2 separate regions of the Homo sapiens genome follow, and region 1 is linked to region 2. Evidence: chromatin contacts called from ENCODE Hi-C or POLR2A ChIA-PET data. All regions are on one chromosome and are shown on one strand. Each heading gives the region's core, a stretch centred on a gene start or an enhancer-like site at or near the end of the contact. The rest is flanking DNA. Distances are from core to core; before and after follow the strand shown. Region 1 holds the start of GPR3 (G protein-coupled receptor 3). Region 2 holds the start of TENT5B (terminal nucleotidyltransferase 5B).

The links. A loop is a pair of places that touch in the nucleus more often than their neighbours do. ChIA-PET counts read pairs that join two places held with the same protein, here RNA polymerase II (POLR2A). Pooled maps may share reads with other maps.
Region 1: a pooled map shows a loop between it and region 2 (2.0-fold over the local background). The contact joins the promoter of GPR3 here to the promoter of TENT5B in region 2. A Hi-C loop is called at or near these places in 1 of 50 pooled maps. POLR2A ChIA-PET finds 5 or more read pairs at or near these places in 2 of 52 experiments (HCT116 and WTC11).

Annotation. Positions count from the first base shown.
Region 1 is chr1:27,390,210-27,394,399 of GRCh38, reverse strand. It overlaps GPR3 (G protein-coupled receptor 3), which reads right to left and starts at 1,778. Exons shown (of 2, transcript NM_005281.4): 1 at 1,663-1,778; 2 at 1-606. The coding sequence starts at 601. RefSeq lists enhancers at 1-187, 1,016-1,551, 2,089-2,625, 2,626-3,162 and a silencer at 1,575-2,074.
Region 2 is chr1:27,010,293-27,014,621 of GRCh38, reverse strand. TENT5B (terminal nucleotidyltransferase 5B) reads left to right here and starts at 1,772. Exons shown (of 2, transcript NM_052943.4): 1 at 1,772-2,215. The coding sequence starts at 1,952. RefSeq lists enhancers at 1,218-1,872, 1,873-2,526.

The DNA.
Region 1 (4,190 bases), core at 529-3,028, 380 kb before region 2:
CAATGGCCAGAACTACCAGATGGTTCTTGGAGAGTGGATAAACCACGCCACATGTGGTCAGGCCATCCAGGCAGTTCCAGGCCAGCACAGGCAGCAGCCCCAGGCCCAGGGCACCTCCCCACACTAAGGCCAGCATCACATAGGTCCGTGTCACTGTTGTCTCTGAATAGTAGGTGAGGGCATTGTACAGAGAAAGGTAGCGGTCGACAGTGATGGCCAGTAGACTGCCGATGCTGGCGGTAAAGGCCATTGCCAGCACGCCAACCAGCACCAGGCTCATCTCCGCTGAGCCGATGCAGAAGACAGCAGCAAAGTGCAGGACCAGGCCCAGGCCTGCCAGCAGGTCTGCCACGGCCAGGCTGCCCACCAGCAGGAACATGGGGGCACGGAAGGCAGGAGTGCCCACGATGATGGCCACCACTAGCGCATTCTCGCAGGACACCAGGGTGCCTGAGATGCAGAGCACCACATCCCAGGCCTTAGGCGAGGGCAGTGGTGCGGCTGGACCTGTGGGCCCCTCTGCTGGGCCCACGCTGCTTACATTCACGTTGCCTGAGCCAGCTGAGAGCCAGGCCAGAGGGCTGCCTGCACCCCACATCATGGTACCTGCAGGAGAAAGGCCTTGTGAGAAGCTGACCAAGCTGGGTGATGGGAGTTGGGGTCTGGAGGGGGTGAGGTGCTTCTCAGGATACGTGGTGGGAGTCTCTCCTCAGGATACCTGATAGGGTCCCAATGCCTTATCCCCACATTCATGCCCTGGGGCTCTTCCCAGGATACCGCTGTCCCCTCCAATGCCCCCAGGCCTCTAAACAGGGGTCTCTTCCTGGGGATCCCTGTCCTAGGTCCTGCAGGTCTCTTTTTCCCACGTGTGTGACCAGAGGAGAGACAGAAGAAGGGGTACTATAAGTGGAAGAGGGCCATAGGATCCAGGGGATGCCCCCGAAGGCTCAAGATTGGGGTAGGGAAACATCTACCCCATCAGGGAGACTGAGCAGCTCCGCTCCCTCCCATCAGAGATGATGATGCTAGCTCGTGCCTGAGGCTCCCAGACCCCTCACGATTTTCAGTACTGCCAGCCTTAGACTCCGCCCCCAGGGAATGCGCGTGAAGCTCCCGCCAGCCATCACCCCGCACTCCCGCGGTAACACCTGGGAACTCAGCCCCCCACCCCCCACCCTCCCAGACTTCTGTTCCTGGCTGGACCCTTCTTTCCGCCTGAATCTCTAGGTCTCTGGGCAGACCCCCCTGCTGGAAGACTGGATCCCTGAGTCAGATGCCTCCTTCTGCCCGGACACCTGGATTTTGGGCCTGACTCTGCCTCCTGCCTGGATACCTGGATTCCTAAATTGGACACCTCCTGCTGTTCGGACCCCTGGGTCCCTGCCCCAGACGCCTCCTGCCGGCTTAACCTCAGATGACCATCAGTCCCTCCAGGGCCTCGGGTCCCTGCAGGAATGCTTACCCTTCGCCGGGTCATCCAACTCAACCCCAGCACTCGAGCACTTGGGCCCAAGCCTGCTAACCCAGAATCGCCTAAACCCAGAATTCCCACCTCGAACTCGAACCCCGGCCGGCCACTAGGAGCCTTCCGCCGGCCCAGTGCCCCAGCATCCTGCGTGCCCTTCAGGACCCCTGGTGCCCGCGGCGGGGCCCGCTACTCACCGCTCAGGACCAGGCGCGGCCGGGCCGCGGGGAGGCTCCGCTCGGGTCCTGGCGGCGCAGGGCGTGCGTGGACCCCGAGAAGCCCCCGCGGCCGCGGGAGAAGCGGCGTGAGTCACCCCGCCCCGCCCCCGGCCACCGGTTCGGTGACGTCAGCGGTCCGATCAGCCAATGGGCGCGGCGCGCTGGGGCGCAGCGCGCGTTGCGCGGCATAGTAATAAGGCCTCGCACCGCCCGCTCCCCCATTCATAAAAAGCGACCGTGGCTGCGGCCCCGCCCCCTCCCGAGTCCGCCCGCGCTGTCCTTGACGCGGCGCCCTCTGCGGGCCGGGGGTTTCAGAGGCGCCGGTGCGAGAGCCTTGAAGTCTCAGAGAGGCTGCAGGGAACGTGGTGGAAGAGTGGAAAGGGGGCCCGGCTAGGCTGTGGGGTGATGGGACCCTTGGGTGGCAGAGAGGCTGACGAGATCCAGGTGACGAAGGAAGAGCTTGTGATGGGGCTGGTTGGGCTTCCCTGGTGAGAATGACAGGGTTTCCAAGATGATGGGGCCCTGAGGTGACGATGACAGGGAGCACGAGGGAGCGGGGAGGTGGGTGGCAGTGACGACATTAGCATGGTGACAGAATCTTGGGGTGGGGGGTGATGGCCGTGGGACGCTAACGGTAGAGGGGAAGCCCTCAGGGCAACCATGGCAGTGTCAGGGTGACTATGCAGCAGGGGGGAGTTCAGGGACCCCGGGATGGCAGAGGCAGCGGCCTGGGAACATGGAGTGTCCAGGTGACTTCAGGTCACCATTACCCTGTCAGAATGGCTGGGGTACTGAAGCGACAATGCTAAGCCATGAGGACTGTGGGGCCCTGGAACGAAGATAGCAGGTGGCTGTGGTGAGTGGGCTCCAGGGTGAGGGGCACAGGGTAGAGGGTCTGGACTGACAGTGACCAGGCAGGTAAGTTGCTGCCAGGGCAAGTCCCGTGATGCCGGGGCTGGGATAAGAGCTGGGTGACGTCACTCATGTCAGCCCAATAGCGCCCTCACAGCACCGGAGGGGTGGGCCTGGCAAGATTTCAAAACCTGAATTATTTATTCCAGTATCTAGAAAGCCAGCGTGGAGGGGGTGAGGGGTGCACTTCCCTGAAGCAGGAGGAGATGGGGAGCCGGGAAGAACTTGGAAGCAGAAAGCCTGGCAGCTCAGTCCTCAGGGCAGGCCCCTCTCAGCCTCCTATTTTAGGCATCCTGATGGGTGGAGCAAGGAGAAAGAGCTCCCTCTTCCCCAACGCCATCTGCCCTTAGTCCAGGGGAACCACTCTGGGCAGACTTCTCCAGATGTGACAGATGTGGCCAGTCCTGCGGCAGGGGGACTGGCTGCTCCTTCTCCCTGTGTCTCTTGCCTTGATGCTCCCTGGAATCATGCAGGCCTGTGGGAGGGGAAGATGAGGTTAAGAGGCCTGAGGATCCCAGGCCCCACTGGACACCCCCATCACAGCACCATCACTGCAGCCCCCATGGTCAGCCTCCACCAGGCAGGTTTTGGGTTTGAGTGTGAGGCAGCAGAAGGTCAAGTGGCAGGGAACATGGGAGGAGGAGGGGGTCGGAGCTGGAGAAGAGGATTCATTTCAGGTTGGATGTGGTGAGTTTAGGGGGCTTAGGGGGTGGAAGTGTCCAATCTCAGTTTCTCCATTTCCTAGCTGGGTGACTTTGGAGAGTTTCTTCAGCTCTCTGTGCCTATTTCCTCATCTAAAACACAGGGATAATATTAGTACCGGCCTCATGGGGTTGTTGAGTGGGTTCTACTTGCCATTGGCCATCAATGTTACAGCTGGATAATGAGGGACACCTGGGAGGTGTAGGCATGCAGGTGGCAACTGATGTTTTAGGGGTAAATAATGTCACCCAGGGGCGGGAGCAGAGAGTGAGGAGTGGCTTCAGGGGCTCCTCCTCCTGGGCTCTTGCACCTGACCCCTCTGACAACAACCCTTCTCTTCATCCAGGTCTCTGCTCCCGAATTACTTCTGAAACAGGCTGCTCTGAACTCTCAGATCGCCACTGGCCTCCCCATCACTCTCCCTCCCCTTCTCTTGATTTATTCATTTTTGGAGGATGAAGCACTCTTGAAATTATAAATGAATTCATGTTTGTTTGTTTTACTACATGTCAGCCCCACTAGAATCTAAGCTCCAAGAGGATACTGACTATGTCCCATTTCTGCTAGAGAACAGTGCCTGATATGTAATGGGTATTGAAGAAATAATCATGGACTGGATGATTGACCTAAAAGGGAACAACCAGAGGAAAAAAGGAAAACAGAGAGAATAGTAATATGCCTGGTGCCCAGGAAGGTGGGGGTGTCAGAGAGAGGATCCAAGGGCATCAGGGCCCCAAGACTCAGGGTCAGGGATCCATTTACTCCCCCATCAGAGCTGGGTCCCTACAGAGTTCTGGTCTCTGCGATGGGTGAAGGCTGCTGGGAGGTTGGCATCAAAGGGGGGTATCAGGGACTATCTTCTACTACTCTGAATGGCAATTATATATTTTTTA
Region 2 (4,329 bases), core at 523-3,022:
GGGCAACATGGCCAGACCCTTATCTCTACAAAAAAAAAAAAAAAAACAGAAAAATTAGCTGGGTGCTGTGGCGTGTGCCTGTAGTCCTAGCTACTCAGGAGGCTGGGATTGGGAGGATTGCTTGAGCCAGGGTGGTTGAGGCTGTGGTGAGCCATGATCATGACAGTCAACTCCAGTCCAGGCAACAGAGTGAGACCCTCTCTCAAAAAATAAATAAATAGATAAAAATAAAAAATAAAAGTAACGACAATCATAAGCCTCATCCCCTAGGTCCTGTAAAGTGTGAGAGCAAAACATGTAAACATATTTTTTTTAAATTATGTTTTGTCTAGACCTGCAGAAAAACATGTAAACACATTATTCGTTCTCTAGCTCCAGAAAGGAGCTGGGTCTGCATAGGTACAGTGGAAAAAACATGCACCACAGATTCTATAGCCCTGGTTGAGGACCAGGGCCTTACTAGTTTGCTGTGTGACAGTCGGGTAATCACAAAGCCTCTCTGAGCAGATCTCTCCTTCCCTAAATTGGCTATGCTGTACATCAACGCTCATCATGCTGTGGTTTGCGAGGCCAATCAACAGTGTCTTAGAAAGCCTTTACTTTAGGGCCGGGCACAGTGGCTCACGCCTGTAATCCCAGCACTTTGGGGGTCGAGGTGGGTGGATCACAAGGTCAGGAGTTCAAGACCAGCCTGGCCAATATGGTGAAACCCCCGTGTCTACTAAAAACACAAAAAAATTAGCCGGGCTTGGTGGCGCATGCCTGTAATCCCAGCTAATCGGGAGGCTGAGGCAGGAGAATTGCTTGAACCCGGGAGGCGGAGCTTGCGGTAAGCCAAGATCGCGCCACTACACTCCAGCCTGGGTGACAAAGCGAGACTCTGTCTCGAGAAAAAAAAAAAAAAAAAAAAAAAAAAAGGCCTTTACCTTGGTATGCAGAGTTTATTATTATTATTAATTTTTTTTTTTTTGAGGCGGAGTCTCGCTCTGTCGCCCAGGCTGGGGTGCAGTGGCGCAATCTCGGCTCACTGCAAGCTCCGCCTCCCGGGTTCACGCCATTCTCCTGCCTCAGCCTCCCGAGTAGCTGGGACTACAGGCGCCCGCCACACACCCGGCTAATTTTTTGTATTTTTAGTAAAGACGGGGTTTCACCGTGTTAGCCAGGATGGTCTCGATCTCCTGACCTTGTCATCCGCCCACCTCGGCCTCCCAAAGTGCTGGGATTACAGGCGTGAGCCACCGCGCCGGGCCCAGAGTTGTTTATTATACCTTTCCTAGGCTCTGGAAAACTGCCAGAGCATGAGCAGTGCTGTGCAGAGTTGATCACGTGGCTCAATCTCTTTGGGCTTCTGAAAATAGCAGGACAAGGCTAGGTGACTTCTCAATTTCTTCCAGCGCTAAAAAAAAAAAACAGAAACCTGGAATTTCTCAGTGGTCTGACTCTGCTACAAACTCCGCAGGTCACTTCCCTCCCTCCTGACCCTGGCGGGGCGGGGTGGGCGCTGTCCCTTTAAGTCCAGGCCCGGGCCAATCACAGTGAACAGAAGTTCTTTAAGGACCAAAGGAGGGAATTCAGCCTGAGAAGGAGGGCGGGGCAGGGGCGTGCCCTCTAGCCAATCGGAATCTCCCTAGAGAACAGTGACTCACGTGCAAAGCTCTACAGACCAGTGTCCGGAGCGTTCAGAGGCGGGGCGGCTCTCGCTGTTGGCAGCGGCCCGGACCAATGGGCACGTCGCCCGCGGCCTATAAGAGTCCGCTGGGCCGCGGGCTGCAGGCGCTAGGGTCGGTTAGTCGTCGCCGTCTGAGGTGTTCCCTGGCTTTGTCTCGCCGTCGTTGCCGCCCCGTCCCTGCCTTCGTGCCCCCCGCCTTGGCCCCTGCCCAGCCGCTCTCCCTGTCCTCCTCCCCTTAACCACCCCCACGGTTTCTGCCGTCGGGGCCCGGGGGCCGGGCGGATGATGCCGTCGGAGAGCGGAGCTGAGCGCAGGGACCGGGCGGCTGCTCAGGTGGGGACGGCTGCGGCCACGGCGGTGGCCACGGCAGCCCCGGCAGGCGGCGGCCCCGACCCGGAGGCCTTATCGGCCTTCCCCGGACGGCACCTGAGTGGGCTGAGCTGGCCACAGGTGAAGCGACTGGACGCTCTTCTGAGCGAGCCGATTCCCATTCACGGGCGCGGCAACTTCCCCACGCTGAGCGTGCAGCCCCGGCAGATCGTGCAGGTGAGAGGACGCCAGGCGGGGGATGTGGGGGAATCCCTTCTGAGGCTCTCGTGGCTGGAAGGCATTTGTAGTCTGTTTGACTTTCTAGACAGCTAGGGAAACTGAGGAACGGGGACATGGCTGTAACAATTGCACAGCATTATGAATGGTAGACCAGACCTCCCCCTGCATCTACTAATCCTTCCCCACCTGGCTTTTCCATCTCGACTCTTGGAGAACCCTGATTCCCCACGGATCACTCACCCAGGGCCTGGCTGGGAGAGGGGAGGAGGATGTCAAGGGCATTGGGGGAAGAATTTGTCTCTGCCTGCAAGGACAAAAGACGCCAGGTGGCCCTGGGTGGGTAAGTGTGCATGCTTGAGTCCAAAATAGCTTTTCCTTCCCTATCTGGGCATCCCTGGACCTCACCCTCCTTTCCTCTCTCGAGGTTCTAGGAGCAGCCTCTGCCATTGTGCTCCTACAGCCTTTTGCTGGAGAAACCCCCCCTTCCCCCTCCACCCCGTGGAAAAGCCAAGAAAACTTGTCAGGGACTCCCTCTCTCTCAGCTGGGGTTGTGGCCCAATATTTATTAAGCCGAAGGTCAGACCTGATACCCCACCCCCAAGGGCAACATTAAGTGACCAATTTAGGTGTTTCTTCTCCTTCCCAAGATTGGAAATGAAGGCCAACCCAGGCCTCAGGCCCCACGTCCTCTCTCTCCTGAGGAAAGGGAGAAGAGAATTCTGACAGCCCCTCCCTCCTCCAACTCTTCCCTTTATCTGAACCTCAACGACCCCAAGACTGCTTTTTCATCTGTACAGCCCAGACGCTGTCATGTTCTGAAATACCACAGTGTGGTCATTATTGTACCCATTTTATAGCTGGGGCAGTTTGCCACCCAAGATTACTTAATGAGGTGAAAATCAAACCTAGGGAATTTTGGGTCTTCCCAGGAGCAGATTACAGTAGGTTCAATGTTTTCCCACCCCTTCCCCGGCTCCCAAGGTCAACTTCTAGGTGTTAGGGAGGGTCCTTTGATAAAAGAAACCAAGAAACCCAGCGAGGACTCCTGTGCGTTCCTGCCAACTGATGGCTTCCTTTGGATGAAGTAGGCCTTTCCCCTGCCTCCTACTACCTTGGCTTCCCACAGAGGGGGAGGGTTGCCTGCTGGGGGATTACCTCCCCCACCCTCCCAAGGAACTAGGAACTGGAGGGGGCGGGGGCAGATTCTCCTTGGCTGACTCACACGCGGCCCAGTGGAGTTCGCCGAGGCATTCCTCGGCTGCTCGCTGTCACCTGGGTGATTAGGAAACCAGTCGAGGCTTTAATCCCCGGGACAGTCAAGTCATTCCTGGGGCCCCAGCTGCTGCACCTCCAGGATTGTGGCCCCAGGCATGGCAGGGAGGGGAAGGTGGAGCCCAGTGTGGCAGCCCCCCTCTGCAAGAACAAGGGATACCCTGGAAGGAGGAGAAGTCCTTGCCCTGTCAGTATGGCTCAGATTGCCTCTTGGTGTCTGCTCTGTGCCAAGCCCTGTTTAGGAAACCAAGGGCACAGATGTGACTAGGACTCAGCCTCCATCCCTTCAGGTGCTCCTAGCCAGATGGGGGAGACTCCAGGTCAATAGAAGCTAACTTTACAATGCAATGGTGGTGCCATGTCCTTCTAGACCTGGGTCAGAGATAGCACAGAACAGGGAGCTGTCGGCGATGGTGAGGAAGGGCAGCAGAGACTTCAGAGCTGGGCTGGGAAGTTGGACTTCTGGATTCAGGCCCTGGACTGTTTGTTGTCAATTCTCTTTGCTGGGCTCAGTGTCCCCATCTGTTCAACTGGGATGGATAGATTAGGCTGCTGCTCTCCAACACCCTCTCTGGTTCCAGACTCCAAAGGGGACAGGTGCCTTCACCTGGTCTGTACAGCTGCCTCCACAGCGAAGAAAGTTTCTTGGAAGAAATCCACAGCTGGCAGCTTCTAAAGCTGTTGGGATGTGTGCAGGGATGGGGGCGGGGAGAGGGGGAGGGTGGTGTCGGTTGTTGCCTTGGGGCTTTTCACTGCTGCTGAGTTGTCCTATGGCTCAAAAATTGGAACCTTTCTCCCTCTACCCCCCTGCAAGGCTTTGCCTGTAGTGGCAATCTGAG